Linked DNA regions of Mus musculus: regions 2, 3, 4, 5 and 6 are each linked to region 1. Evidence: chromatin loops called from intact Hi-C (ENCODE). Cell type or tissue: heart. All regions are shown on one strand. Links, peaks and the distances in the headings refer to the core of each region. The heading gives the core; the rest is flanking DNA. Region 1 overlaps Ror2 (receptor tyrosine kinase-like orphan receptor 2). Region 2 overlaps Sptlc1 (serine palmitoyltransferase, long chain base subunit 1). Region 3 overlaps Gm2762 (predicted gene 2762). Region 4 has its middle 6.6 kb from the start of Gm33631. Region 5 holds the start of Gm33631 (a long non-coding RNA gene). Region 6 holds the start of Ror2 (receptor tyrosine kinase-like orphan receptor 2).

The links. Peaks named below come from ENCODE experiments on the same cell type or tissue, not always from the same donor. Only the 100,000 strongest peaks of a DNase experiment are listed, where the experiment ranks them.
Region 2: a loop joins it to region 1, with 6 times the contacts of the local background. A loop is called at or near these places in 29 of 42 quality-filtered maps.
Region 3: a loop joins it to region 1, with 16 times the contacts of the local background. A loop is called at or near these places in 17 of 42 quality-filtered maps.
Region 4: it touches region 1 in a loop (3-fold over the local background); 17 of 42 quality-filtered maps call a loop at or near these places.
Region 5: it touches region 1 in a loop (3-fold over the local background); 18 of 42 quality-filtered maps call a loop at or near these places.
Region 6: it touches region 1 in a loop (5-fold over the local background); 18 of 42 quality-filtered maps call a loop at or near these places.

Annotation. Positions count from the first base shown.
Region 1 is chr13:53,117,383-53,122,502 of GRCm38, reverse strand. It overlaps Ror2 (receptor tyrosine kinase-like orphan receptor 2), which reads left to right. Exons shown (of 9, transcript NM_013846.4): 5 at 712-839; 6 at 3,498-3,812. Among named protein-coding and RNA genes, the nearest start is that of Gm52058, 50 kb to the left of the region's middle. In heart, for the core only: CTCF peaks have their summits at 2,581 (motif pointing left) and 3,947 (motif pointing left); a DNase peak (open chromatin) is centred at 2,572; H3K27ac peaks cover 983 bases.
Region 2 is chr13:53,354,244-53,359,363 of GRCm38, reverse strand. Sptlc1 (serine palmitoyltransferase, long chain base subunit 1) reads left to right here. Exons shown (of 15, transcript NM_009269.2): 6 at 471-603; 7 at 5,084-5,120. Among named protein-coding and RNA genes, the nearest start is that of Sptlc1, 21 kb to the left of the region's middle. In heart, for the core only: a CTCF peak has its summit at 2,795 (motif pointing right); no DNase peak of the experiment used is centred there.
Region 3 is chr13:53,423,852-53,428,971 of GRCm38, reverse strand. All of the region lies in intron 4 of Gm2762 (predicted gene 2762), which reads right to left. Among named protein-coding and RNA genes, the nearest start is that of Gm38564, 7.1 kb to the right of the region's middle. In heart, for the core only: no CTCF peak of the experiment used is centred there; a DNase peak (open chromatin) is centred at 2,291.
Region 4 is chr13:53,313,768-53,318,887 of GRCm38, reverse strand. No RefSeq gene overlaps it. Among named protein-coding and RNA genes, the nearest start is that of Gm33631, 6.6 kb to the right of the region's middle. In heart, for the core only: a CTCF peak has its summit at 2,925 (motif pointing right); no DNase peak of the experiment used is centred there.
Region 5 is chr13:53,306,993-53,312,112 of GRCm38, reverse strand. It overlaps Gm33631 (a long non-coding RNA gene), which reads left to right and starts at 2,363. Exons shown (of 3, transcript XR_382387.4): 1 at 2,363-2,558; 2 at 2,698-2,823; 3 at 2,999-3,441. In heart, for the core only: a CTCF peak has its summit at 2,087 (motif pointing right); a DNase peak (open chromatin) is centred at 2,052; H3K4me3 peaks cover 1,339 bases; H3K27ac peaks cover 1,962 bases.
Region 6 is chr13:53,283,417-53,288,536 of GRCm38, reverse strand. Ror2 (receptor tyrosine kinase-like orphan receptor 2) reads left to right here and starts at 2,413. Exons shown (of 9, transcript NM_013846.4): 1 at 2,413-2,756. The coding sequence starts at 2,660. Gm33574 (a long non-coding RNA gene) reads right to left here and starts at 2,356. Exons shown (of 3, transcript XR_382385.4): 1 at 2,039-2,356; 2 at 1-80. In heart, for the core only: a CTCF peak has its summit at 2,327 (motif pointing right); DNase peaks (open chromatin) are centred at 2,226 and 2,956; H3K4me3 peaks cover 2,837 bases; H3K27ac peaks cover 2,763 bases.

The DNA.
Region 1 (5,120 bases), core at 528-4,527:
AGTTCTTATCGACAGCCTATCACGAGCTGAATTGGGCAATATGCAGTAGGGCTCATTTTGAGTTTCCCTTTCTATGGGTTGACGCTGACATATCCAGCATGCGGTCATCATTTCTAGAAGTCCCCAGCCCTCAGACTCCTCTGAGGAGCTCAGATCCATCCTCTTGCCCCTCCGCACCCAGCAGTCTGGGATCTGATTACTGCCCTTGGACTTTGCCTTTTCTGGAGCATTGCCAAGTTGGAGCCACACGCACAGTGCAGAGCTTTTCAGATGGGCTCGGTGCCCTGCCGGCAGGCACCCACATCCTTTCCCTGACTTGTGTCCTGTTGTGTGGACCACCACTCTGTTTATCTGTGTATCTGGTTGCTTCCCAAGTTGGGCAATAAGAAGAAAGCCACTATGTGATGGTTTTTACGCTGATGGAATTTTTGGACCAAGTAAAAAAGAAATGCCAGCTTGCCAAGTATGGTGACCTAATCCCAGCGCTTGGGAGGCTGAAGCAAGATGGGGGCCCTCAGAGTTCACAGCCAGACTAGACCACAGAATGAGTTCAGAATTACCCTGACTAAATAAAATGGCCCCGTCACAGAACTAAACAAACAAAGCAGAATAAAGCCAAAACGTCGATGGTTTGTAAAATTCTGGATTAAAACCACTTCATGGACCATTTGTCCTCAGCAGTCACTCACGGAGGTTTGTTTGTCTTTCCAGGGATGACGATCAGGAAGATGGCTTCTGCCAGCCGTACCGAGGGATCGCTTGTGCGCGCTTCATTGGGAACCGGACTATTTATGTGGACTCCCTCCAGATGCAGGGGGAGATTGAAAACCGAATCACAGGTAGGTCGCACAGCCCCCTCGGGGTACAGCAAGCGCCTTCTGTGCAGGGCCAACCTGTTCTTTCTCATCAATCTTATGAGAACATAGCCTGTCCTGTGAAAACAACCTCAATCTATTCTAAGGGTGGCACTTAGCAACCATCCACTATGCCCTGTTCCCAAAGTATCTTTCAGCACTACCACACCGGGAAGCAAACACAAGAGCTTTAAGGGACAGGCCCCACGTAAACTGCAGTTAGCAAGTGTAGATGTTTGGAATAAACACACGCACACACACGCGCGTGCGCACCCCAGCCAGGCTGGGTGTGTTGGGGGCACTGATATCACAGTCACACTCACTCTGCTTGAGAGCTTGCTCTACATTTCCTGCATGTTTGTGCCACCTGTGTGCCAAGGAAGTGAAGCAGCGCTCCTCAGTCTCTTCGGGAGTTTTCTGGCTGGCCGTGAGCTTTCAGCAGCCCAGCGTGGGCTCCATGGTGAGGGATTTTTACTAGAAGACGCTTTAGGAAGGAAATCTGTTAGTCTTGGACCCTACCACTGCCTTCCTTCCCAGACTCTGAAAGGGACCAGCAGCGTTGTGGGGGCGGGGCTTGAATGCTTTCTGTGGCGCTATTGGCCAGGCTTTGTATGAGAGTCAGGCATTGCTAGGAGGGGGCACGACAGAGCCCTGCCCTGGCAGTGGCTTGGGCTGGAATAAAGATCCAGGCAGGAAGACACCACTGCTGACGGGACCTCCTAACTTCAGCCGAGTTCACAGTCACAGCAGAGCCCCATGAGCTGTGTAAACTACATGGGTGAGGATCAGAGGCCGGTGGGAAGGCTCCCTGAACAGTTTGGTGCCCTTGCTGGAAGCATGGTTTAATGTCACCTTGTACAACAATGAAGCCTTGGGTTCAGTGACAAACGTGCCTCATGCTGTGACTTCGCACAGGCGGAGTCAATCTGATCCTGCAAGTCCAGAATCCAGTAGGCTTTGAGTCACAGAACCAACATGGCCCCTCGGTGGAGCCCCGGCTTTGCTGGTTCAGCACTCACAAGCTCATTCAGGCACAAATGCATTGAAAATGTGATATGGAACCACCTGAAGACCACGCGGGTGAGGCCCGTGCGAAACAGTGAATTTTGTGTTGAAGCCTAGGTTCCCTCCCTAAAGATCTCACTTCATGTGTGCACATGTTTTAGAATATGGACGTGTCCCTAAGCCCAAGGGTAGGGGATATGGAAGTACCTTCCCTGCCTAGAGCTGATTTGGGGTAAACAGCCCTCAAATGACACATTTGGAGTCCTGTGAACACAGCAGTGACATTGTGAACTGGCTCCCTGAGGAACTACTGGCTGTGCCTCTTAGCCCTTAGTTGCCTGGCACCAAGGCTGACTTTTCTGGCAGCAATCCCCTTCATTGCCAACTCTGTACTGGGGCGTTTATTCCTTAGTTAAACCAAATCCTGGACACATTGTCCTTGACCTCAGGTGCCCATACAAGGGTTGGGCCCACGATTTCCAGCCCCGGGGCTAGCCAGTCCCTGGGGCCACTCACATCCCACCCGTATTTTAGGTACTGGGTGAAAGTTCATCTCTTCATGTAGTCTCAACTAATCACTTTCTAGATCTAAGTCGCAAAGGATTGAAGGGCCAGCTGTCACTTTTATACATTAACTGAGAGTTGGCTGGAACCCAGACTCAACAGTTGCCTTTGGGGGTCTGGGCTTGTATCCTGCGACTAAATGTCTGACAGCAGCGCCACCTGCTGGTTATATCTGGTAGTGCACACCCAGAGTCCCTTCCTCTGGGTTTTTGAGGTGTTCACAGCTATCTGCAGAATCTGTAGGCAGAGGAACCTGGCTGCTTCAGTTCTCCACGTCTTACTGGATACCTAACCCCCACTCTGACTTTCCAGTCCTCCACACATTCTTTTTACTGCCTGGGCTGTCTGCCTGGGCCTCTCAGGGTGAGCCTGGGGTACCTAGAAGCCCCCCCCCCCCCCCCCCCCAGCTAGATCTCTTTCTTGCTATGTTCCTAAGCCCTCTAAGGTCAGGCCGTGTACAACCCCCTGCTGTAGAACCCACGCACAGACTAGATCCTCAGGAGATAAGCTCTGGAGCTGAGTGTGTGTGTGTGTGGGGGGGGGGGTGAGGCATGGTCTCCAGGGGCTGGAATGAGGTCGAGAAATGGTGTGTCCAGGGCTCAGGGTAGCCACAGGAGTGAGTGGGAGAGGGGCGGGGGGTCAGGTTGTAGAGCGGGCCATTGATGGTGCTAAGGTTGTGGTTTGAGCAGAGCATAGAGGTGCGGGGCGCTTAGAGTTGTGACTGTTAGTGTGTAGGGTGTGGGTCAGGGTTTCTCAGAAGTTGTGTGTCTGGAATAGGATAATGGGGGTGTAGGACAGTATCAGGTGGGCACCCAAGTCAGGGGTTGGGGCTCAGAGGAAAGGTTATCAGGGTGCCTGGAAACCCAGAGGAGAGGGCGGAATGTGAGCTGTCTTTGGTAGCAGTGAAGTTGAGGGGGTGGAGAGGATCAAGGACCAAGATTAGGGGCTTCAGGGTTTGTCTTCTGGTAAGAGTTGGGCTGAGGCGTGGGACAGGTTAGAGACTGATTGAAGACGGCATCTTGGGCTGGGGCGGGGCTTGAGCTGTCCACGGCTCACGCGTTTCTTTTCCTGCAGCTGCCTTCACCATGATCGGCACCTCCACGCAACTGTCAGACCAGTGTTCACAGTTTGCCATCCCATCCTTCTGCCACTTCGTCTTCCCTCTGTGCGACGCACGCTCCCGGGCGCCCAAGCCTCGGGAACTGTGCCGGGATGAATGTGAGGTGCTGGAGAACGACCTGTGCCGCCAGGAGTACACCATCGCCCGCTCCAACCCGCTCATCCTCATGCGGCTCCAGCTGCCCAAGTGCGAAGCGCTGCCCATGCCCGAGAGCCCGGATGCTGCGAACTGCATGCGCATCGGGATCCCGGCGGAGAGGCTGGGTCGCTGTGAGTGTCATCCTGAGGGTGCAGAGCTGAGCAAACACACCTCTAAGCTTCTTAAGGTCTCTGTGCCCTACTGAGCAGGGCCAGGTCGCTTGCCAGAGTGGACAGTGCAGTCTCAGGGAAGCCCTCTAGTGGCTGGGTGGTTAACCTGCGCCAGATTCTCACCTGAGCTGGACCCTTCCTTGCCTTGTCTGGGTCTGTCTCCTTGAACCTGGGATTTCCAAAGCCTTACTTCATACTCCAATCCATGTTGGGACCATTGGAGTGGCAGAGCCAGCCTCCTGGCTTGTTTAATGGGCTTCAGACTCTGGAGCCCCAGGGATTCCTAGCACTGGACAGCTTTCAAGAGCTCAGCAAGCCCCTAACATGCATCCCTGGAGAAGGAAATCTGGGACGATCAGCTTTCCTGGGTGCCTGCCCATGGAACATCTGATCTCAAAGATAGGGACTATTTCATTCTTCTGAGCCTGAGATCTGGGCATGGCCTCTTTGAATCTGCACAGGACAGAGGCACGTGCTCCATCTTCATTCCCTCCATGGCAGAATGCCACGTGGATCCCCCCATCTCCCCCGTGCCTGTGGGCTAGAGGTTTTAGTCAGCTCCACGAGCCCTGGCAGGTGGACAGAGGCCAGTCAGGGTAGGTTTAGCATGCTCTGTCAGGTTTAGCATGCTCTGAGGACTGCATGGGGTGTTTCTAGAACAGGTAGGGAGGGAGACCCAGGCCTGAGGCTTCTTTCCCGAAGACTCTAAGGATATCTGATCTCTGCGGTTCATCTGGGTGTTCCAGAAGTGGGCAACTCCTTATGCTACTAAGCTGGTGGAGATGGACAAAGCCTGAGTTAAGATTTAGATGTATCTTAGGATAGAGTTTGCAGTAAACACATGTGCAGCTTAACAGACACATCCCAGGTTCTAACGCCTGTATGGAGGCGGGGTGAAGTGTGTTCTCACGTGGAGCTGAGCCGGACTCTCTTTAGACAGCAAATGTGGCCTCTGAGGGGCACAGGACCAGGCCTGGGACTTGCCCTAGTTGCCTGTGCAGCTCCATTTTGCTTCTAGAACAGGCTGCTGTTGACATCAGCATCCTGGCCTGGGTGGTTGGATGTGGGGGCCTGGTGGGTCCCATAGGATTCAGTCCCTCTAATGCTACCCTTCAGGTCACATGTAAAACCCTTAGGTCTTTTGGGTTTCCTGCCAGAAGGCAGGGTGGCTCTGTTGTTCCTTTCTGAAAACCCTCAGGGCAGGAGGGCTCTGCATACAGGCTTGCCAGCGTCCCTGGATGCTCAGGCCGATAACTTTCTGTTTCTCTC
Region 2 (5,120 bases), core at 683-4,682, 240 kb before region 1:
CTCCGTTCCCAGTGGGGGCAGTTGTTTAATGCCTAGCTGCTCCGTCCCAGTGGGGGCAGTTGGTAATACCTGGCTTAGGGAGGTAGGGAGCTGCTTTCAGTTCATGGTCTCACAAGAACTTTGAGACCAAAGCTATCTTAATCTTCTAAGGTGGTGGGGGGAGTTGTTTTTGTTTTTTTATTCCATTTTGGGCTCTGTAGGTAAGCTTACTTGCTGCCAAACAAGTGTTTGATTCTCCAGAGCTAAAATACTAATGGAGACAGTGAACTCTTACAAGTTGTCCTCTGGCCACCACACATGGACTATGACGCACGCGCACACGTGCAAGTAATTATGTATTTTTAAAATTCCATTTTGTCTGTAAGGTGAAAGGGGCAGTAATTAAATGACTATGTACTTTTTATCATTTGTTAGTAAATGAAAAAGAATTACAAGACAGTTTAACTGTTTTCACTTTTGTCTTAAAATAGATGTCCATCTGGATTTAGAAGAGCGCCTGGCAAAGTTTATGAAGACCGAAGAAGCCATCATTTACTCGTATGGCTTCTCCACCATAGCCAGTGCCATTCCTGCGTACTCTAAGAGAGGGGACATCATCTTTGTGTAAGCGCTCTCACCTGCACTCCTGACCACATTCCGCCAGAAACTGCACAGCGCTGGCAGCCAGGGTCCGCAGGTCCTCGATGGAACTTATAAGCTGAAAGGAAGAAGGAATCTTCCCGGGTTCTTGGTTTTGTTTTGCTTGTTTTCCTGGTCAAGACCCTTCCCCATGAGATGCTGGACAGTGCAGGGCTCACGCTCCTGGCACCGTGATTGCTTTTGCTGATGTCCAAATGAGGCATGCCGTCTCCTTCCCGTCAGCTCTGTGGCCCTGCCATGCGCTGAGTCATGGTCACAGCCTCACATTGCTTACTGTGCCTGGAAATGTCACATGCTCCTCATCACCCATCCTTCCTGGTCCCCAGGTCTCTATTGAGCTTGCCTCAGTGCTCATTAAGGATGGGAGCTGAGGCAGGGGCAGTGGCTCCGTGCTTAAGCGCTGGCTGCTGTTGCAGAGAATCCAGCATGGTTCTCGGCATCCATATACAGCAGACAACTGTCTGCAACTCCAGTTCCAGGATCTCTGATACCCTCTCCTGGTTCCTTGGATATAGGCACACGTCATGTATGTACGTATGATCAGACAATCACTCATACAGATAAAATAAAAATAAATATTTTTTAAAGGAATATAAGGGCCACCAGGTAGGGATACCCCTGACTGCTACGGCAAGTCTGCAGACTCAGGCGTGTCTCCTGAGTGCATGGGGTGCTGTTTACTGCAAGGGGAAAGCTGCTGGCCATGCAGCTGGCATCAACAGTTGTTAGCATCTTGCATTGAGGTTTACAAAACTGTCTTTTCACTATAGCAAGCTGTTTTCAATGACTGTAACTTACACATCATAAACATAAGGACAGGAAGGAAATGAAGATAAGCTAGTAAGGAGATGCTCTCTCGCATCCCCCTCCCATTTCCATGTGTGCGTGTGTATGTGGAAGCCCAGGGTTGGTGTTTGGAGTCATCTAGCAGTGTTCTCCCATACTCAGGACAACCTGAGCTCCCTGAGGGCTAGTCTGGCTAGCTGATTTGCTCTGGGGAGCTCTTCTCCTCACAGGGGGCATTTACACAGGTTCTGAGAAGCCAAGCTCCAGTCCTCACGCTTGTAAACAAGCACTCTAACTGCTGCACCATCTCTGATCCCTAAGTACACTTCTGGGGATATAGTTTATATCTTTTCTTGCTGACTATCTTAACCTACTAAAATATTATCATTTCAGGGGCTTGTTCCCATTTTTTGGTTTATACTCATTGTTTACAGGATTGGCCTCTCTGTGCATATGCGGAACTATTTCCTTGAGAACTCTTTCAGGCGTTCTGGGTGGAGATAGGCTCTTCCTGCCATTGGTTTGCTGGAAATCCGTCTCCTCACCTTCACCTTTGTTAAATCTGACTGATGATGACCTTCAGTCTTCCTGTCCCTTTGTGTGTGCAGCCGGCCTTTCGGGAAGTTTTCTACCCTGTTGGCATTCTCGTATCCTTTTCTACCCCCATTGGCCTAGATACTTGCTTTTTAATGCTGCCCCAAAGCTCCTGTGAGCCATCTTCACCATTTGCGAATGGCCTGTCCTGAGCTCAGGGACTGAGCTCTGTGGTGCTGACGCCTCTCGCCACACTTTCTTTTCCTGCTCAGTGTGCTCTTTTAGCACTTCACAGTCCGTGTTTCTTCCTGTCAGTTTCTGTTAGAACACTGAGAAGTTTATCCGTGCTTCCTCTGAGCTTGGGTTTCCTGAGAACGCTGTTGTGAGTTGCGTGAGTTCTCTTCATCACTGATTACTGTGGAGGCAGCCTCTGCTACCTTATTTTGAGGTTTTACTTTTTAAGATTTCTATTTAACATGTGGGTGTGTTGTCTGCATGTATTCACACCATGTGTGTTCAGTGCCTACCATGTGAGTGTAGTGCCCACAAAGGTCAGGAGAGGATGTCAGATCTCCTAGAGCTGGGATTAAGTATGGTCCTCTAGGCATCGTGTGCTGTTGGGAATTGAACCCAGGTCCTCTGTAGAGCAGCAGTGCTTGTCACAGCTGAGCCAGCTCGCCCAACCCGAGGTCTTAGTGATTGAAAGCTCTTGATGGTGTGAAAGTTCTGGGCAGTCAAGGATTGTGGCTTGTCTTTTCACAGTGGCTTAACTAGCATGCCCAAGAGGAGGTGTACTAGAAGTGATCTGTTGTATTGCCACTCTTCGAACACTAGAGGGCAATCCAAGCCCAAGTTCCTGTCAAGTTCATAGATGGTGGTTGTGTAGGGATGAATCTGAAGTACCTAGAAAGGTTGGTAAGTTTTCACAAGCCCCTGCCATAGGCCCAGGAAGCTTGTTCTGGGTGTCACCGGCATACAGAATTCTGTTCAACATGGCATAATCATTGTGCATAGATTTACTCTGCTTCCTGGGCCATACTTATACTGGCAACACTGACAAACTATGTGATGTCACAGGCCCTAAACCCACACATCACTGGTGACACGCCAGAGCACACCTACCAGAGTAGTCTGGACTGACTAAGGCAGAAATGGACTTTGTGACCCATGACCGGTGCAACTGGCATGGGTGATCCTGTCTCTTACGGAAGTTTCTTACACCAAGACATCCTCTGTTACCCAGGTGTTATCCTCAGACCTGAGGCAGAGAGTCAGTGGAATGTGTGCCTTCTCAGTGTTACACTCTGAAGTCAGGTCTCTGCTTTTCTTATTGTACCTCCCTGAATAGAGTCTTGGACCACAGTAATGGGTGAAGGTGATCCCTTGGCCACCTAGACAGGTGCTAAATGACTGAAAGCAAGTTGAGCTGTGCATGCATTTGAAGCCTCGAGAACCTGCGGAGGATGCACTGTAGCCCTGTAATTCTTTTGACCTCACCTGTTTGGGGTTTGCCCACTGTCTTTAACCTGTGGGTTTAAGTTGTTTTTGTATTAGGGTTGTAGCCAGGTTCTTTGTGTCATTCTGCGGTTCCCTTCTGTGACTAGTGACATGGATGCCAGCTCCCTTGTCATAGCTCCCTGGAGCTCTGTTCTCTTCTTCCCCTCAGCTGTTTCTCCCTGGCAGTGACTCGTTTCAATTATGTCTTCCTGGTTACTGATCCCTTCCCTCTGCTCCTTGGCTATTTCTTTTTCAGAGTTCCATCTCTGCAGGATTTCCTCTGTAACTTCTGTTTGCTCTGGCTGTCTGTTTTAACTGGCTTGTTTCAGGTTTGTTGGTCATGCTCATTGAAGCATTTTTTATCCTGGCTGCTTTGAGTTCACTCATAGGTCTTCTTGGGCCCTGTCAGCTTAGTGGCATGAGGGACACTTGATGGAGCTGATCCTCAGCTGGAACCTAGGCATTTCCTGTTACGTGGCTCCCCTCTGTGTTATGTGGGTCTCTATCTAACTGCTGCCTGTAGGTCACATACCCTGAGGGAGCTGTAAGTGCGGCCCCATGAACAACAACACTGAGATTCCCCTCCTAACTCAGTCATGTTTCTGGAGCATGAATTTTGCAGATGACAGTATTGGGGTGCCGTCTGTCTGGGTTGGCTTCCACTGACACTGGGGACATGGGAGGGAGGGAGCCGGCCACCATCTTGTACCTGCTTCAGCTTGGCACCCAAGGTCAGAGATTCTCCATTGCCACTGGGTGACGGTGACAGGTCTGATTTCCTTGGTGTTACCACTGACAACACCCATTGCCTCGTTGTTACCATGTGGGGTGGAAGCTTGTTCCCAGGGAAGGTGCAGGCTGCCGTCCTCATATTCCTCAAAGGCCAAAGGCCAAGTTCTTCCCTCCCCTCAGCGGGGGGTGGGCGAGTGAGGTTAGACCAGGTTCCCTGTGAGCTAGGTTACACGGATCCCTGTGCTGCTTGCCTATGCTCAGTGCTTGTTGTCCGGAAGTTCCGCCCGCAGCTAGACTGCCAACATTTCTTTTTAAAATATTGTTTTTTAAAAAAGACATTTATTTATATATTTATTTTTTATTTAATGTACATGGGTACACTGTAGCTGTCTTCAGGCATACCAGAAGAGGGCATCGGATCCCATTACAGAGGTTGTGAGCCACCATGTGGGTGCTAGGAATTGAACTCGGGACCTCTGGAAGAGCAGTCAGTGTTCTTAACCACTGAGCCATCTCACCAGCCCCTGCCAGTGTTTCTTTATGGAGCACGATGAAGTGCCATCAGGTAAACAGAGCTGCCACTAAGGGTGAGATTACTATTGCTTTCCAAAGTTCTTAGCAAGAGGAGCACATGAGTAAGCTCAGATGCCATGCACAGCATGGGTCATGAGTTGAGAGTGGTCAGGATGCAGCTAGCCATGTTTCTTGGAAGAGATTAAGTGAAGTAAGTCCTGTGGATAGGATGTGCAGCATGAAGAGCAAACAGTGGTCAAACGCTTTCTGTTTGCTGTGTTCCAGGTAACAGCTGGAGGCTGGTCTGCTACACAAGCAGGCATTCTTCTGAGAATGTTGACAAGGCCCTTTAACCCCAATTTGGTGCCTCTCTTCCTTGCAGGGACAGTGCGGCCTGCTTTGCTATCCAGAAAGGATTA
Region 3 (5,120 bases), core at 663-4,662, 310 kb before region 1:
CATGCATTGGTCTACCTTACATTGTGTAGTTGAGCTGCATTTGTCAGGACGCTATAAAGAGAAATGCACCAAAAACCTTCTGGTGGTGTGTGGCAGTTTGTTGCCACTTCTGAGGAACGTGGAGGACATGTGATGTTTGGAGGGTATAAACAGGACTCCATGGAGTGATGGAGACAGAGCTTGGCTTGCTGGTACAGCTATATGTGCAACACTTGTGGGTCTCAAGTCTTCTCTGATCTTCCCTTCCCTGAGAGAGGCACAACCAAGAACTTCTCCTGATGTTCCTGCTGTCCCTCCTACAGACTCGAGCTGAGGCCTGGCTGTCTCTGCTAGGTCCTGTCACTGCTGTCACTAACCTGACTCTACTGAACTGGACTTCTGGTGTATCCATGAGGTGTTTACAAGTGGATGGAGCTGCCGCCACCACCTGCTAACCTGTGAACTGAACTGCTGATTTCCAGACAACACAGATGGGAGTTGCTCCAAAGAACCTTTCTAAATAGGTCCACTTCCCTTATATCCTTTCTTTTCCACTACCTCTGGTGGGTGATGGGTTATAAGGAAAGCTAAAACATTTAGGAACCATCATTAAAAATAGGATTTGAGAAAAATTAAAGTTACAAATGAGTTAAAATTGAGAGATTTTATTTACTAGAGGGAGCATTAAATTAAAAAAAAAAAGTACCTAGTCTATACAGTGCTTCATGTTGCATAGAAAGGATTTATGGAGCTGGAGGAATGGCTCAGCACTTAAGAACACATTCTGCTATTGCAGAGGACCCCGCTTCAGTTCCCAGCATCCACATCAAGCAGCTCAAAGGGCATCTGATGCCCTCTTCTGGTTTCAGTATGTACTGCACCCACATGGTGCACATACATAGATGCAGGTAAGCATCCATACTCATAAAACAAAAGGAAAGCATAACTGCTTTTATAAACGTGTGGTGTGCTTGCTCTGAAGACAAGAAAAAGATAAACTTACCACAACGAGGTCACATATCCACTAGGAAAGCAATTAGATAAAGGACAGATAATAGCAACTGCTGATGAGAATGTCAAGAAAAGCGAACCCTTTGCTGGTAGGAATGGAAATGGCAACTCCACTGTGAACTTAAGGCTGGTGGCTCCTTAAATCCAGGAACTTCAGTCCTAGGCGTGTATTTTTAAAGCCAGCTATTTTCCCTAACCCTCAATGCTCATCACCCAGCACAAAACCCTGGTATGCCAGAAATAGGAGTGGTCATCTCCACAGACACCCAGTTCTCAGGAGATGCCTACTGAGGGTTCTTCAACTCAATACACACTGCAGAGCATATCTCAGCACACCGTACGGCCTAGGACCTGGTCCCACAGGACTGTACTCTGCTTTAGAATAGACAGTGTCAGGGAGTCAGAGAGTGCAACAGAGCCTGCAGGGGTGGGGCTGGGGGGTGAGCGAAAGGTGAGGAGGGAGGGTCTCCTGTCAGCTCCATTAAAAGCCTGTGGGGGCGATGTTGTGAATGTGCCTGTTGCCACCAAACTGTACTTTTGTTTTTGTTTTGGTTTTTGGTTTTTGGTTTTTTTCGAGACAGGATTTCTCTGTGCAGCCCTGGCTATCCTGGAACTCACTCTGTAGACCAGGCTGGCCTTGAACTCAGAAATCCACCTGCCTCTGCCTCCCAAGTGCTGGGATTAAATGTGCTTAAAATAGGGATAGGTGAGACTGGCTCAGTGAAAACAGGTGCTTGCCACCAAGTCTGATGACCTGAGTTCAATTCCTGGGACTCACATGGTAGCAGGAGAGAATATAGACTCCCCAAGTTGTTCTCTGACTTGCACATGTGCACTCTGGCACAGACAGCCCCCCTCCGGCACCCCCAATCAATCAATCAATCAATGTAATTTTAAAATGGTTTAAATTGTAATATTCATGTATATTTCTAATGAAATCTCCATTGTGGCATGATTTTAGGATCGAGAGGAAGCACTAACTACTAGCTTGGTTGTGGTTATGATAGTTTACTTTAAAAAATATTAAGTATTAACCTATGTTATGCCCCACACTTGGCTTTTAGTGGTAATTTTTTTTTTCTGCCTCTGGAGAAAATGGTGTCCTATAAAGAAAAACCAGGGACAACTTACAAAGAAAAGCCATCAGTACAGATGGCAGGGCACCGATTTTCAGTTAGAAATGAGGTCAACATGAGCTATATCATTGGTGGCAGCTCTCTGGACACTTGTGCCTCTGCATGCTTACCCTGACGACCACTAGAGGGCGATCTGGACACTTGTGCCTTGGCATGGTCAACCTGACGACCACTAGGGGGCGATCCACACAAGGCAAAGGAGCTGCAACAGCAAGAAGGGAGACCTGTGCTGGAATCCAAGCGCCTTATGGGCTGCCTTTAGGGTTTATTAACCGTTAGGGTTAATTACTCCTCCATCTCTTTTGCCTGACTAAAATTTACATCTGAAGTAAATGAAAGGTTTCTGATCTAATAATGATTTGGGAATGTGTTTCGTAATCCGCCTGGTCAGAGCTCACACTAAGCAGACATTAAGACATGTGGGAAAGCTATAGCCATGTGTGCAGTTCTCAGGCCAGACAACATGGCCTCTGCCACACAGCACTGGAAGCCAGTCAGTGTAATAAAGGGGAGGAGCTTCCTGAGGCAGGGGGGATAGTATTAGAAGGGTAAGCATGGTGTCTGCTCACTTCAGTTACTCCTAGTCACCCAAGAGGACACAGCATCCTCAAACCAAAAAAGGCCACGGGTTGTTAAGCCATATAAAGATATATCTTAGGTTTTGGCTAAGTAGGAGACCCTATTTAAGGGTTAAGTCACAGGCTGGGAGCCAACCTCCACATTCTTCTCACTGGCTGTATGACCTGGAGGCTTGTCCTAAACAGCAAGCCAAGCCCATCTGGGCCTCACCCAGGACACACAGCAGCTACAGGAAATCGGGGCCTCATAGTGCAACTTGAAGGTCTTCAGAAGGTATGGACGGCTGCCACTTGTTGAGTCCAGCTAGTTCACAGTACAGTCACAATCACAGACTTTCTCCTCATCCCTAGTGTGTGGCTTAGCTGATGACTTGATATAAATTAGGGTCACCTGGGAAGAGAGAATCTCAATTGAAGAACTGCCTCCATCGGATGGGCCTGTGGGCTGTGCTACCCCCCTCCAACCCCCCAGGCAGGTGGTCCTGTGTTGTATAACAAGCAGGCAGAGCAAAGCATGCATAGAGATTGAGCCAGCAAGCAGTGTTCCTCCATGGTCTCTGCTTCAGTTCCTGCCTCCAGATTCCTGCTTAAACTCTAGCCCCAACTCCCCTCAGTGATGATCTGCAACCTGGAAGCCAAAGAAAAACCCTCTCCTCCCTGAGTTGAGTTTGGTCCTGGTGTTTATCACAGCAAAAGCAAACAAAGGCCCCCAGTGTAGAGACAGACCCTGGCGCACAGTGTTACTAGTCTGTAGAGTGCTGCGTGTACTCTCTACTGAAGGAGCCCCACTCGGTATAAACGCTACAGCGAAACACAGCGGCTCCTGGACCAGCTTCCGGCAGCATTTCTTAGCTACTTTCAGCCGTTCACTTGCCTGCCACCCGTTGCACATTACACAAACTACTCTGCGTGAAAGAAGCTGACTTAGAAAAAAAATAGAACAATTACTAAAAAAAAACCGCCCCTATGAACCTCAAATTCACTATGTGGAGAAAAGCCAGCTGCAGCCAGAGACAATTCAGTGAGGAAGCTGATGGCATTACAGTGCTAGTACAGAGGCAGAGGAGACTGGTGACTGGAGCCAAGATGTGGTAAGATACAGGCATGTTTATAACCGTGGGGGCTATGAGTTCTATTTCAGTGGAAGAGTTTGTATACCAGGCGTATTCCAGCAAAACTCTCCCTCAGGAGGTTCTAAAAGCCAGAGAAGTGGGGACAGAGAAACAGAAGGCTGGGGAGACCAACAGGGCTGGAGTGGGGGTGGGGGAGCAAATTCTCTCAAGCACTCAGAAAACAGCACAGCCACGTGCAGCTGGGCAGGCACACTGTTGGGCTGGGGAAAGGACTAGTTAAAGCAAGTCACCAGCATCTGGTGTGAATGATGGGGTGTGGGTAAGGGGACGCTGACTTTCTGATGTCGTCAATATACTAGATTTTACGAGCCCAGCTAAACACATGCATGCTGCTATAAGCTCAGGTGCTGGCATTTAACTGCAGAAAGCTGGGAGTGAATGGGAGAAGCAGTCTTCCCAGGGAAGGGCATTCCAGGTCGTTGTCCAGTGACAAATGGTCAGCCCCAAAACACACATAAAGGTACCACTGTACAGATTGAACAGGTTATAGTTAGGAAGATAGGTGTGTGTATGTACCAGCATAAGAAACTATTTGGAATAAGACTTCCATTTTAAGTAGTGGTCCAGTAAAGTTTAAGTTCCCAAGACTTCCTTGGAAACTGACATTCTACTTGACAGAAAGAGACATGAATGTGGGTACCTGGCATCCTGGTTGGCAAGTTAAGACATGGATGTTAGACAAGCCCCATCCTGGTAGACAAGTTAGGACATTACTATTAGACAAGGCAAGTCCCCTGCCACAGTTGAATACCTCAACCAATGGGAACAGGATAAGTGTACAACACAGACATGTTCCCAAGGAAATCCCCTATCCCTAAATCTTGATTGGTGGAATAGCTTGGCACAGATGTTTGTGGAGTTGGGGCTTTTAAAGGGATCGTGGCTCAGTTTCTGAATCTGTACCATGGTCCTTATTGACCAATCCTGGGGCGTACACTCAATAAACTCTCCCCCATCTGAGATTGGTGTCCGTGTGGTTTGTGAGGCAATTCCTAGTCCCCAAGAAGGAGGAGTTTTGCGTCAGAAAGTTAAGTTGAATCAGCCAGCCAGAGTCTAGAAAAAGGTGAGCATATTCAGCAGCAAGCCTCTGAGACAACAATTATATCTAACGAACAAAAGCTAATTTTCAAACTAGGCTAGAGACAATTCTTGTGATCGTATAGAGGGGAAAAAGGCCACTTTCTGCCCTTGTCTGAAGAATCCACCTGAAGCTACATTGAAGAATTTTGGACTGGAGCTTTTAAGACGGTTTAATATTGACTCTGTAACCCAGTTATAACTGA
Region 4 (5,120 bases), core at 603-4,602, 200 kb before region 1:
TTTGTAACTCCAGTTCCAGGAGTTCTGACACTGTCACACAGGCATACATTTGGGTAAAACAGCAATGAACATTAAATTAAAATATTAAAAATTAATGTTAATAAGAAATAAATTTATTTATACTTAAATAATATAAATATAACATTTATATTTATCAAAGAATAAATATAAATAATAAAAACAAATACATATTTCTAAGGTCTCTATAGGAGTGCATTAGGTATACTCCAGCACCCACTTTGGGCAGCTCACAGACAGTTACAGCTTTTTAGGATCTGATGTCCTTGCCTCTGTGAGCGTCAACATGCGCACATGATAGCAGAAGTTCAGAGAAGCACATAAGTAAAAATAAAAAACAAATCTTTGAATTATTTAATTAATTAATTAAATCAAATTAAAGCCACCTGTGGACAGGGGATGTGGCACAGTGGTGGAGAGCTTGCTTGGCATGTTGCAAAGCCCTGGGTCCAACTCCTAGTGCTACACAATCATATAAATAAGTTAATAAGTTAGGAGCGCTCAAGGCTTTTGGGTTTGTTATTGTTTTGTCTTCCCCCCCTGCAGTGCTAGGGCTAGAAGTCAAGGTCTTGAAAATGCTAGGCAGGTATTCCACCACTGAGCAACCCCTGGCCCTTGCTCTCAGTATTAGTTTTAAAGAACCTGCTTTAGTGGATGCCATAGGACCCCTGTCAAGAGGTAATGATTATAGTATGCTTATTCTGCAGCACATGGACGGAGCACATCCAGCCAGGCCGCTGCAGAAGAGCTAGGCTGAAGTCAGATGTCTGCAGTCTCCAGGAAGTGCCTTCCCAGAGAACACCTCTCCTTTTGGCCCATCAGCAGGTTGACAGAACAGTTAACCACAATGAGAGACGAAGCCTGCTCACAGGGAGTCTGTCTTGCCAGGCTTCTTCCCAGCATGCATGGAGAGAAAGAAAGAGCACGTTCTAAGAGAAGCCCAGTGTGCTTCAGTCCTTTCTACCATACGAGGACCACTGGTCCATATCCAGGAACCCAAAGGCTGGAGAGCCGGAAATTTGAGTGTCCAGCCTAGCTCTTCAAAAGTCACAGCAGCTCCTTTGCTGTGTCCAGGTGCCCACAAGCAGTTGCCCGTGTTCTTGTGAGCAGTTTCTTGACTCAGTCAGAATGCCCATGTATTCTGAGAATACTATCATGGAGACACCCATAAGCTGTTTTACCAGTTGCCTGGGCATCTCTTAGCCTAGTCATCACCCCTCCCAGAGGGGAGCAAGGAACTCTTTTGAAGGTTGTAAGTGGTAACCATCCACTTACACCACAGTTTCTTAGAGAGGGGTTCATCACAAAGAAGGTTAATTTACCAAACAAGCCAGCAGTCTAAGTCTTTAGAAGCCTGGGGATGTGGCTCGACAATAGCACTGGTCTAGCATACAAAACACCCGGAGTTCAACTCCCAGCACCACAAACAAACAAACAAACTTGAAAGATTACAATCGAATCTTGAATTTTCTCTCCCAGAGTGCCAGACACCGACCCAGTTTCCTGGTTGATTTTATCATCAGGTTGGTACAAGATACAATGATCTGGGAAAGCGAAGCTCCATTGAGAAAAACGCCTCCATCCAGATGGAGGGAAGTAGGCAAGTCTTTTGGGTATTTTCTTGATTAATGATGGATATGGGAGGGGGCCCACTGGAGGTGGGTGCCACCTTGCGCGGGTGTACTGAGTTTGTATATGGAGGCCGGCTGAGCAAGCCAGGAGATCAAGCCAGTAACCAGTGTTCCTCCAAGGCGTCGGCTTCAGTTCCTGCCCTGACTTCCCTTCAGTGACAGAGTGTGACCTTAGAATTGTAAGAGGAAACAACCTTTTCCCTCCTCAAGTGGCATTTGGTCCTGGTGATTTATGACAGCAAGGAGAACACTAAGACACAGGGTTTTTCTGTTTTATCTTGTTTTCAGTTTCCCAGTGATCCTGCATTTGCAAGGCTTCCTTGGGTGTCTTTTCCTTCAGTGGGCTGTCAGTGGGTGGGTGGCAAGTCTCCACCTCCACCTTCCTTGCACATCCCCACGGGGCAGGATCACCAACACCCTTAATCTGCAGTACAAAACACTTGAACAAGATTCTCTGTAGATGAGTGCTTTGAACTTCGTTATTGACTCACAATTCTTGGCAGGGAGCCAGTGTCATTCACCTGAACACCCTCCCGCACCTTGCCCTCCAAACCCCTCCTTCACAGGAAACTCTCTGGTTACTTTGTTGCGTCTGCTCTCTCAGAGTAGCCATTTAGAGACCTGAGCCTGGTCTCTTACTTTAGCGAGCCTCTGAAGACTTTGGAGGACAGTGGGTCCTTAGTGCTGATGTTCCGGAGTCTTGGGTAATACAGGTTTATTGGAGCATGGAATGAAAGGTCGGGGCTGGCAGGCCTGGCTCTGAGGGTTCTCAGTCTGGCAAACGTCACAGGTATTAATTCTGGAAACTAGAATCTGTGAGGTCCTACATTCAGACAGGGGGACCGAGTTGAGGGGGAATCTGATAATGTCAACTATAGTCCCTTCCCCTGTCTCCTAAAAGGAGACTTTCCTCCACCCTTGTCAGTCTCCAAGGAACTTCAAGAACAAATAATTGAGGACCAACACGTTCACTGCATTTCAACCAGTAATGACACTGAGACTTCCTCCCATTGAATATCAATGCTGAGAAGGCTTGCATCTTTCTTTTTTCTTTTTCTTTTTTAAGATTTATTTATTTATCTATTTAATGTATGTGAGTACACTGTAGCTGTACAGATGGTTGTGAGCCTTCATGTGGTTGTTGGGAATTGAAAATTTTGTTTTAGGACCTCTGCTCGCTTCAATCAACTCTGCTTGCTCGCTCTGCTGCTCACTCTGGCCCAAAGATTTATTTATTATTATTCACAAATACATTCTAGCTGTCTTCAGATGCACCAGAAGAGGGAGCCAGATCTCATTATGGGTGGTTGTGAGCCACCATGTGGTTGCTGGGATTTGAAATTAGGACCTTTGGAAGAGCAGTCAGTGCTCTTACCTGCTGAGCCATCTTGCCATCCGGGCTTGTTTCTTTACTTAAGCTTTAAAAATATATATGTAGTTATTGTGCGTATTTGTAGATGTATCTAGGCACAGAGGACAACTTGAGGGAGTCAGTTCTCTTCTTCCATCATGGCTTGCTTCTATCAGAAGGATTTTCTGGGAGCTCCAGGGATAGCTCAGTGGTTAAGAGCACTTGCTGATCTTGCAGGATCCCCGGGTTCCCAGCACCCACACGGTTACAATTGCCTGTAACTCCCAGTTCCATGGGGTCTGATGGCCTCTTTTGTCCTATGTGGGGAGTAGGTACAAATGAGCTGCACATACATGTATGTATGGAAAAACACTCTCTTTTTTTGTTCTTTTTTGAAACAGAGTTTCCCTGTGTAGCCCTGACTGTGCTGGAACTCGCTCTGTAGACCAGGCTGGCCTCGAACCTGGAGATTTGTCTCTCTGCCTCTGGAGTGCTAGGATTAAAGGCTTATGCCACCAACACCTGGGTAAAAGTATATTTAAAAAAAAAAAAGTTGTATAGGAATTTTCTGAATTAAATTTATTTTGGTTAAAGCTTCATTCAGAGTTTTAACAAAATATAGCGAACAAACACTGCTTTAATAGGGAGCTAATAGCCCTGTGCAGTTACGCCTATGTAAGAAGACAAGAATTGGTTAATCTAACCCAGTACTTGGCCCCACGACATGCTGAGGTCTTGGGAGAGTTTGTTTAAGCAATCCTGTTTCTGAAAGCCAAAAACATAAGTAAATTAAAATTCCTTACTGTATTGGGCAAATTTTAACAGATCCCAATTTCCTGGTGGTACTGTTTTCCAGAGGAGAACTAAGAATACAATCTGTATATTTTACAAGCTATCAAAATAATTTACCTAACACCATCCCAATGGAAAAACACATGTGAGCAAGTGCCCAGGGGGGAAGCCACTGTGCATGCCTGTGCCAGGAATAGGAACCATATCGGGTCTCCCCAGCAAAGCGAGATTTTCACCCTGTTCAAGCAGGGCATGGGGTTCGGATCCTCGGCACCCAGGTTAAATTCTGACCAAGCAGCAGAAGAAAAACGACCAAGAGGCAGCCCTAACAGGAACGTGCACTCGCCCATACGGAGTGGGACTGCTAGGAGGTGTGGTCTCGCTGGAGAAAATGTAGCACTCTGGGGCTGGGTTTTGGAGTTCTCCTCCTATGCTCAGGCTCCACCCATTGTGAAAGAGAGGGTCCTCCTAGCTGGCTGAGGATTCTAGTCTTCTCCTGGCTGGCTTTGTGTGAAGCTGTAGAACTCTCAGCTCCTTCTCCAGCACCATGTCTGCATGATGCTGTCATGCTTCCCACCTTGATGATAACAGACTGAACCTCTGAACCTGTAAACCAACCCCAATTAAATGTTGTCCTTTTAAGAGTTGCCTTGATCATGGTGTCTGTTCACAGCAATGGAAACCCTGACTAAGACAGCACCCAAGATAGCAATGACTCCTGAATGGAGGAGACTAATATCTATAGGAAACCCTGGAAGAAACAGGATGCTTGTGTTTTAGAACACATTGTCTCCTTGGTGATGATACTGTAGAGAGGGAAACTGCAAGAGCCACAGGCCACAAGGCAGGACCAAGAAATGGAGATATCTGTAGACTATTAAGCCTGATGGGCAATAAATACCATGCTGGGGGCATTTAATGTTCTTTGAGGGTATTTAATGTTCTTTGCTGAACTCCAGTGTAATCGAAGAAACCAACAGAGGAGTGCAGAAGAACTGACCAGTGTACTTTGAATGTGCACCAAGGTCGCAGTTAGAACAGGTAAAGAAAAACTGAAGACTTGCCTCAGACTAAAACAGACTGAGGGACTGGGAGAACACAAGGGGACTCTGGATAGACAGCAGAAAAAGTGGCAAAACTCCTCCCAGTAGGCCTGTGGCTCCCTAGCAGCATGGCACTGATGCTTGGTTCCTGGGCTTGTGCTCGGGGCTCTCTTATTATACAAGATGCCAGTACTGAGGCAGCAGGAGTATTGGGACTCTTTGTTCTGCTGATAACCTTCTTGTTGGCCTAACATTCCAGGGGAGTGTGTGTGTGTGTGTGTGTGT
Region 5 (5,120 bases), core at 335-4,334, 190 kb before region 1:
GCAAATGCAGAAGAAAAACTCCTTTAGTTATCTAGTTGAGGGTGCATTGTTAATACTTCAGGGTTGAAAGATGGCTCATTAGTTAGTTGATACTCTCAGAGAGGACAAGAGTTCAGTTTTCAGCACCCACACCCTCACAATCCCTCCTAAGTAGGGCACCACACTCAGGTGCACACATGCTCTCAGGGAGACACATCCATATGAATGAAAACACATCCTTTTAAAATGGTTATGACGGTACATTTAAGATGATGTATGCTCCACACCAACAAAAGCTATTTCTGTTATAAATCTTACTATGTGGTCTAGGCTAGACCGGAACTTAATATGATCAGGCTGGCCACACAGACCTTGCGTTGATCCTCCTGCCTCTGCCTCCCAAGTGTTGGGATTGCCTGCATTCCCCACCATTGTAGGCTGTGTTTGTTTTCTGAGATGGGATCTTATCCTGTAGCCTAAGCTGGATTCAAACCCCTAATCCTTTTGTCTCTAACTTCCCCAGTGCTGAGATTGTATGTGGACCTGCACAACCATCAGAGTGTGTGTGGTGTGCTCATATGTATATATCCACATGTGTATGAGTGTGTGTGCACATACATTTAGAGGTCAGAGATTGACACGCGTGTTTTCCTTTATCTCTCTTCACGTTATATTGACATAGGGTCTCATTGAACTTGGACTTCAATAATTCAGCTCAGGTCTTCGTCTCCAGAGAATTGGGATTGTAGACAGCCAGGCCCACCAGGCATTTATATAGGTTCTGGGGGAATATATGACTTTAAAACCAGCACTCAGAGCTGGAAATACATCTTAGTGGAAGAGTGTTCGCCTTGGCTTCAATTCAAACCCTAGCATTGCCAGGAAAAACAGCAACAACAACAAACACTAAACCTCTGCAGGGTGGTGGTGGCGCACACTTTTGATTCCAGCAGTCAGGAGGCAGCGGAAGTTGATCTCTGAGTTCAAGGCCAGCCTGGTCTACAGAGCAAGTTCCAAGACAACCAGGGCTACACAGAGAAACCCTGTCTCAAAAAAAAAAACCAAAATAAATAATAAAATAAATTACAACTAACACTCAAGAGCAGAGGCAGGCAGATCTCTGTGAGTTAGAGGCTAGCCTGAAGGGGAAGAGGAAGAGGAGGAGGATGAAGAAGAAGAGGAGGAAAGGAAGAGGGGACGAGGGGAGAATGAAGGGAGGAAGGGGAGGAGGAATATGGTGGGGAAGAGGGGAGGAGGGGTGGAGGAAGAGAGGGGAGGAAGAGGATGGAGAAGGGGAGGAGGAGAAGGAAGAAGAGAAAGGGGAGGAGGAAGAGGGGAGGAGGAAGGGAAGGGGAGGGCAGGAGGAGGGGAGAAAGAGGAGAGGAGGAGGAGGAAAAGCAGCAGCAGCAGCAGCAGCAGCATTTTTGATTTAAGAATGTGGCCATAAAACCATCATTCTAGCTTTGCCATGTCAGCATTATCCTCCGGCCAAGCCAAATCAAACCACCTCACCAGGAAGCATTTGTACCCACATTATCGAGCAGACTCATCTCAGGAACTTCTTTTCTGTAATTCCCACTCTAAGGACCACTATGTCTGCATGACCCAAGCAGCGTGTCCAACTGTTGCCCACTCCCACCTCCACCAGCCTTGCGCAACCAGAGATAACTACGAATGTGCTCCAAAATCATAAAAATACTTAGATGATAAGGATTTGTTGTCTGTTTGTTTGTTTGGAGGGCGGTGGGTTCTTTTTGTTGTTGGTTAGTTGGTTGGTTTGTTGTTTGTTTTTTCCTGGTCACTCAATTATGTGATTCTCCAACTTGAAGTTGACAATATCACATGCCACTGTCAAAAAGTCAACATTCCTTTTGGGTCTGAAGAAAGATCAGTTCTACTTGCTTCAGGAGGGAAGAATCAATGGAGAGCAGACTGGCTCCCAACAGCAAGCCAGGGAAAAGCCGATTCAAGACTCTTCACAACCCAGTGGCTGGAGCTGGATGGTGGCTGGGAGGGCGAGTTCCTGGTTTTCCTTTGTTCTCAGCCTCGCAGCCACATGCGGAGGATACATAGCTGGGCCGGGAAGGCAGCGTGCGGAGCCTGCAGGTGGCTCCATTTCCTGCCAGAGCACCCATCTCTCTTCCCTAGGCGCAAAGAGCTCTCTCCAGATGGAACCTGAACCCGTGACCTCCCCACATAAAGATATCCGTAACACCCACAGCACCATCTGGGGCTCATAAAATTGCGCTCTGTCTTTTCTTGGCTCCGCCTCCCCGCTCCCCCAGTCCTCCCCGCCCTGCTTCAAAAGCTGCAGGGCCACATTCGGGACTACTCTGGTTTACCCGTGGACTTTAATTTGGAACACATTTCCACACAGAGAGGCAGAACAAAGCACAATAGCTCTGGAGTTCAATTTACATTCTCAGTCAGTGAAACAAAATGGAAATAAAAACCAGTTGTGAGAGAGTCACTTATAACCACTCCACAGCTCCAAAAGTGCCTTTCCTAGTGTGTCATGGAAGAAAAGACTTTTTTTTTAAAGCCACCAGAGAAAAGCTGAAGTGACCAAAAAAGGAGAGGTGAGGGATTTTTTTTTCCCCTTCAATTTGTTTTAAAGTGGAGATGACAGTGTGTGAGCGAGCACTCTCTATCTGGCAGGCACAAGGCTGTTTCACTTTTCCTGATGGATCTTTCCCTTCTGCTCTTCCCCTGGTTCAGCGCTGCCAGGCACTAACCACTCCGTGTGGTCCTGGGAAGTTTCCACACAAGCAACTCAGGTTTTCTGGACCAGGCTTCCTAGATGACTGCGGAGCTTGGGTAACGTCCCAGCACGGAGGTTTCCAGGTACATAACTGCTGTCATAAGTAATGCCTGGCTAGTCCTCAAACGGATGCGTCTCCAGGCACTGTGTCAGATGCCCCGTTTAAAAGCCCAGCACAAAGACTGTGTTGTGCTTACACCTTTAGGTGGGTTGTAACATGGTAGTGACGAAGGGCTCCCCTGTTAATGCTTTATCTAGATCCCACACAGATGGCAGCAGGACCAGATGAAGAGGCTGGGCTGCAAGCTAGTCGCACGTTCTCTCACATCAGTAGTTACGGTGAAAAGTTTGCTGCTCCATTGGTGCCCAGTGTGGCCATTCCGTGTATCATCTTCCTCTTCCAACTGCTGGGCCAACACCCTGAAACATTTCTGAGTTCCCGGGTCAAGTCTGTGCCCACAGAGAATGCTGGGTTTTGTTTGTTTCTGTAGAGCCTCTCCCACATTGTGGCTCTGTTTTGTAGACCTGTTTCTACTATTATATACACTTCCTGAGGGCATACAGAATCACAGGCTGGTTTTTGGAAGGGAGGTTTTCAGCCTCGTGTGTGGTGTGGAACTGTGTAAATCTGTGGCTTGTGAAGTATTTACAGAAGGTCATTAATGTTATAATCCAGAGTAAATACGGTGACTTTACATTTATTTTCAGGATTTTTCAAATGTATTTTATTTTTATCCATGCACTATGTGCATGTGTGTGTGTGTGCCTGTGTGTGATGTATGTATGTATGTACACATGCATATATGTGTATGCTTGTATGTGGTTATGTGCATGTGTCTATGGATGCCTGATAAAACCAGACTAGGGTCTCAGATCTCCTGGAGCTGGAGTTACAGGCAGTTATGAACTTCCTGACAGGGATGCTGGAATTTGAACTTGTGTCTAATGGAAGAGCCGTCTCTCCAGCTCCTATTATTCAGTTTTTGCATTAAAAAAAAAAAACAAAAAAAAAACATTTGAAGATACTTGCTAGAGACACCTCTCAGGAGTGCATTTGGATGCTGTTATTTGATCTAGTTAAGAACAAAATCTGTTTGTTAGCCGCTCCACACCCTGTTCCTAACCTCTTGCTCCCCAGTTAGTTTCCCTAGTTTCCATTGCGTTTAGTTTGTGGTGCACTTCAGTTTTGACCTCACTACACCAAAGAAGTTTCTCTGGGAGGAAGAAAGGCACTGACCTGCTCCTATAGCTTCTGCTGGAGGCTACTAAGGCCATCTATGGCCAGAAGCACTGGATACAAATCTGACATTGCTCCCAGCCAGGGTGTAGGGTCACGAGAGTCCTGTTTTACAAGAGCATCACGGTATAGAATCTATATGGTATAGAAAGACAAATGGCTCTCTCCAGATATGCCAATGGGCTAGGGGAAAGCTGAATGTATACAAAAACTTCCAGTTCAACAAGAAGCAACAGAGCAGATGCCCCGGTGAGCCCAGTCGAAGGGGAAAGACACAGCCAGGTCTCAGGTTGAAGCCTGAGAACAAACAAAAAAGTAAGTTACTTTGTAAAGATTTATATGAAAGCCAAAAATTCTTTAAAAAAATAAACAAACCTATCTGCATTATTCTCCTGTTCTCGGACTTATATATTTTCTGATAAAAAGACTTTGTATATATTTTTTCTGTGCCATTATAAAATGAGTTTCATGACACTTCACCTTGTGAAGAAATAAGAAAGACACAGTTCTACCCTGGTATCCAGCTCTACCCTGGTTGGACATTGGCTTCAAAAACACCCTAGAGATAACCAAAGGCCAAGAGTGCTCAGTCACAGAGCCCAAACACCGTCCAGAGGATGACAAGATCCAGTCTGCGCCAGCTGAGCACACTCAGGACGCAGACCTGGAGCACAGTGGACAGACCCACTCACACTCTGCTGGGTGGAGGCAGAGACTACAGCACCATGGTGTTTGCTACTCTTGGATTTCAGCTTTGCGTTTGGAACATTTTAGAATCATTTTCAGCTATGTTTTTCCAACCTGCTGTGCTTGAATGCACTGGTAAAGATCTGTGGATGCAGAAGGAGGATTGCACCTCATAACTCTGGTCCCTCTATTGCGCTCACAAATGGGATAAGTTTCACATAGACTCCCACTCCTACTTCCAGTCAGTCTTTAGGTTTTCCTATTTATTTTTTGTTTCTTTAAAAACCAGGATCCAGGAGCCTGAGATTGCTCAGGGATTAAGAGCCCTGGCTGCTCTCGCAGAGGACCTAGGTTCTGTTCCTAGAACCTACATAGCAACTCCCAGCCCTCCCTAACTCTAGTTCCAAGGGATCTGATGCCCTCTTCTGGCGTCTTCGGGCAACAGGTATGCATGCA
Region 6 (5,120 bases), core at 632-4,631, 170 kb before region 1:
ACTAGGCTCCTCCAAAAGGTGAGACAGTTAATCGTTCGTTGGTGGTGGTGAAGGAGGAGGAGGCTCTTCGGAGGAACTGCCTGCAGAGTATAAAGAATTCCAGAGTTCCACTTTTGGTTGAACTTTCAGAGATACAGCTGCCATTGTATCACACACACACACACCCATCCTCACACACACCCCAACTCTGTAAATAACATTGGTTCAGTACGCTAGGTGTGGTGGTTTGAATAGGAATGGCCCCCACAAACTCATGTGTTTGATTGCATGGCCCACAGTGAGTGGTATTAGTAGGAGGTGTGGCCTTGTGGAGGGAAGCGTGTCACTGTGGGAGCAGGCTTTAAGGTCTCCTATGCTCAAGCTTCGCCCGGTGTGGCACACAGTCTCCTGCTGCTGCCTGTGGATCCGGATGTAGAATCCTCAGCTCCAGCACCATGCCCGCCTGCAGGCTGTGGTGTTTACGATAATGGATGAAACCCTTGAACCTGTAAGTCAGCGTGAACTAAATGTTTCCTTTATAAAAGTTGCCCTGGTCTTGGTTTCATGGCAATGAAACCCTCAATAAGTGGCTTGGGTGGAATTATTTGTGAATTTGGTCTTTGGCAGTAACCTGTCTGGGCTTCATATGGGTGCACTCCTGCAGCACAGGGGAAGGTTTCCAAACTATAGCAACAGATAACATGACTACTGGGGCATGTGTCTGTGGTGGGAGTCCTGCTACTCTACCTGAAGCCCTGTGGGGTTGTGGATTGACAATGACAAAAACAGTGCCATCTTTACCTGGTATTAAAAAGTTACTAAGAATTCTTTTTTTCTCTCTTTTTTTCTCCCCTCCCCCCCTTTTTAAATTTTTGTCTTTTTTTTTTGGAGTCTGTCTCATTATGTAGGTCTGGATATCCTGGAGCTGATTCTGCAGCCCAGGCTGGTCTCAGACTCACAGAGCTCTGCCTGCCTCTGCCTCCCAAGTTCATCAAAGACACATGCCACCGTGACTAGCTACAAATAACTCTTAAAGTCATAAAAAAACCAAGACTACAGGCAACCCAATTAAAACCAAATGTGGGGCTGGAGCTATGCCTTCGTGGGTGAGTGCTTGCCTAACATTCGAGAGGTTCTGGGCTCAGTCTCCAGCACCATCTGCACATGCCTGCAATCCAAGCGCTCAGGAGGCAAAGGCAGGGTACACTCGAGGTTATCTTTGGCTACATAACAACTTTGAAGTTAGTCTAGGATTCATGTACCTCTGTTTAAAAACAACATCAACAACAATGAAAACAACTGAACCAAATAAGACCAACCTTGGTCCTTGGCAACACCCTGTCAAAGAGGAGTGATGCTGCCGGGGCTGGAGAGACAGCTGGCTCAGCAGTTAAGAGCACCGACTGCTCTTGCAGAGGACCCTGGTTCAGTCCCCAGCACTCCCAACGAAGCTCACAATCATCTGCAACCTTAGCTTAAGGGGATGTAAAGCCCTCTTCTGACCTCCTCTGTCACTGCACACATCTAGGTCACAGCCATGCACGCAGGTACTCACACATGCATGTAAAATAAAAATGAGCACATCTCAAAGCAGCAACAACAAAGGCTGGGGATGTAGATCAAACTGTTTGCCTAATATGTAGAAGACCTTGAATTAAACTCCCAGCCTCCTCCTTTCAAATATTTGAAGTGATATTTCCCAGAAGAAGTTTAGGCTGTTGGTGAACAAAGGAAAGATACTACCGTGCAAAGGCACATAACATTCATTAGGAAAATACACGTTAACACATACATTGTCGACGCCCTGGTCTCCAGTGTGTTCTTGGGATACTCCAGGACCCCTCGCTCAAGCTCTGCCCCAGGACCCTTCACTTCCCTGATGTGTGCTGGCTGTTGTCATAGCCTTGGTTGGCTCCCATCCTACTACCCTCATTAATGGGGCGTGTGCTGACTTTTTGCTAGATTCCCGGAGGGTCCTGATCCTCCCAAGGGGCTTGGCAGGACGCCCATGGGGACGCAGCCGGCTATATTCTGGAAAATCTGTGTTCGAAGACCATACCTCATCTCTCACTTTGGGCCCAGGATTTCGAAGAACTGACAACTGAATTCCCCTCGTGGGGCTTCATCAAGGGACGCCTAGTTAATGATTTGTGTGGTCCAGGTCCCCAAGTTTCCAGGCTTCTGATGGTGGGTGGCAACACTGCTGCAAGAGCAGATGAACCGGAGGCTCCACCTTTGTGCCTAGAAGTCCCGGAGGCGCTGGCGGGAGGGCGGGTGCTGCAGGCGGCTCCCTGGACGCAGGGGCGGACCCGGCTCCTTCCCGCTCACTCGGGTCGCTGCCCTTGAGTCACTCCGGCAGAGGGCGCCGGCGCCGGCCTCTCTGCCCATCGGGGCGGGCGAGCTGGGGACCCTGCCTCCTGCGCGCCCGCCCGCGTTCCGCCCCCCCTGTGCTCTTCCCGGCGGCCGGCGGGACGCCCGTGCCCGAGCCCCAGAGTCTCTGCAGTGAATCGGTGCATCGGGGCAGGGAAAAAGGGACACCAGAGTGGCCCTCGAAGGGGACCAGCCTGCGAAGCGCGAGGAAGGAAGAAGCGGACGCGTGGCGGGGAGGGGTTGAGGCGCCCCGGCCCGAAGCCCAAAGGCCGAGCGCGCGGTAGGCGACCGGGCACCCACGGCCCGCAGCATGGCTCGGGGCTGGGTGCGGCCGAGCCGTGTGCCTCTGTGCGCCCGGGCCGTCTGGACGGCTGCGGCGCTCCTGCTCTGGACACCCTGGACGGCAGGTAAGGACCCTGCGTGCGCCCTCCGAGCATTGCCCGCTCTTCCACCACTCTCTCGGCCGCCGCGCGGGCGCCGGTGCTCTCGATCGAGGGGCGCCAGGCAAGGCCATGCTTCGCGCGCTCGGCGCCAGCTTGGGCCCGTGCCCTCAGTCGCCTGGGGCTGGTTCCAATGAGCTGCGCTCTAGGGACCACTAAGTGTTTCCAGAGGCCGGGGTGGGCAGCGGCCGGGAGCTTTTCTTAAGTACATCACAGTCGAGATGTGCACCGGTAGACGTGCTCTGTGTGACCCAAGACCTGGACTCCATCGTTTCTTCCCAGGTCACCGCCGTTCCAGTCCACATGCATCCCTTGAACCTTGTCTGCCTCCGGGGCAGATGCGGTCCTGAGTTAGTCTTTTTTTTCCCCGGGGCAGTGGGGAACGCACGATCGAAGGTCTTGGCTTCCCTTTTGTTGAAATTGGTGGCCAAAGTGGTGTTTGGTGGGTCCTGCTTAGCTGGGGGCTTGGCCCCGGGATTTGATTTGCGAGGCTGAAGGGGAAGTGCCCTTCCCCCTGTCCTCGTAGTGTTTTCTCGAGCGTTTCTTCCACCTCTGGAGGATTCTGTGTGGGCTTGATCAGGGCTCAGGAGACCCTGTCAAGGAGCACAGACGTGTTTTTGGAGGATACCTGGGTAGAAATGACTGTGGTGGCCGGAGGAGGAAGAGGCGATGATCCTCCCAGTGCAAACCCTAGAGCACCTACTGGCCGTCAGGTCTGTGGCCCGAATCCCCGCGGCCTGTTGGCTCGGCTGAAGGTAGGCACGGCCTCCGGGCCCAGGAGGGTCAGGGACTCTTGAGGTTTGCCCTAAGTTTCTGAGCTGCGTGAGACGCGCCCTACTGGGACAGTGACTTCAGTGTTCCCCAGCCCCCCAGTGTTCCCGCAAGCAGGTGAGAGTTAAGGGGCAGAGTCAGGCAGCAGGACTTGGGGATCTTTCCAAGTCCTGCTGTGCGGGGGCGCTTTCTTGTGTCGGGTCCAAAGAAGGAAGGAAATGCTGAGCAACCTTCCAGGAGGGCGTTTGGGTTTAAACCGATGCTGATGGTATTTACCGTTTCTGATCTCTTGATTTGCATTGATACACCTATCCCCGAAAGCAGGAACCGCTGATTGCAGAATGAGAGTGCCCTGTATCTTAAATTAATGTCATTACCAAACTGCCCGCCCCGCAAGAATTCCCCCTTCTCCACCATCAAGAAATTCTTTTGAAACTAAGGGGCTATAAACTGGTCGCCTCCATAGGGATTTTGGCCTTTGCCACAGGCCCTTACAAATCTTGTGGTTTGGGGTGTCTTGAGGTGTAGCTGGGGTGGGGGCACAGGATCCGCTATGGTAAGGGGGCAGGAGCCTTGGTTGCTTAAAGTCAATTTTGTAACCAGAGTAGAAAGGCCTACTTGCATTTTGAATGTATCAGTTTGAGGACTGCCTTCACTTGGGTAGGAAGGATAATCGCGTCTGATGAAGAAAGCCACCAGCCCCCCCCCCCCCCATCTGTGGGGGTAATTTATCTTTGCTAGTGAAATGGAACTGTAATCTCTAGAAAGACTTTGTTTCTCTTGTTTCTGGATTGTTTGCTAGTCTAGTCGATAGATAACAGGCATGCTTGTTCGTGTACACACACACACACACACACACACACACACACACACACACACACACACGAAATTATACAGGGCACGTGGGTGTTTGAGATCTTTTTTGTTGTTAAGGAGTGAATCCCAGCAATTGGAGAGTTCTATACTTGAAAGGATTTGGGATGTAAAAACATGAAAAAATTATTTTAAAAGGATATATGTTCTTATTCCATATTTTAATAGAAAGACTCCATTCCCTAAGGACAGGAATACCTGCTTTGGGACTCTGTTCTCAGGGGTAGGCAGGACAGGAGTGATGGGGCTTTTGCCTTCTCCTGCCTCTCATTTCTGCAGGGCCCAGATTGCCTCTGGCCCATATCCCTGAGTGGTGGTCACAATACCCAATGACAGTCTTCTTAGAAGAAAAGAAATGAGATCATCTTGTGTAAAAGACTTTGTGGAAACAGAAAAGATTTTGTGTGTGCAGTAAAACATGTTTTTCTTATTATGGTTGAGTACCAAGCAGGGAAGAGCTACACATTCGAAACCTTTCAGTGTTTCATAACAATTTCAAGTCGAGCCCTGGCATCCAGTGATGAAGAGCGCCACCCTGAAAATCCGAGCCTCACGGACTCCTTTGGGACATACATTATCAGGGAAGGGATCCGACCAGCCAGGTTCCATTTAAAACAAAACAAGACAACCCAGAAGGTGGTTTTTCTTCTGGAGAGTCATAACCTGAGGCCTCCAGCATGCTAGGTT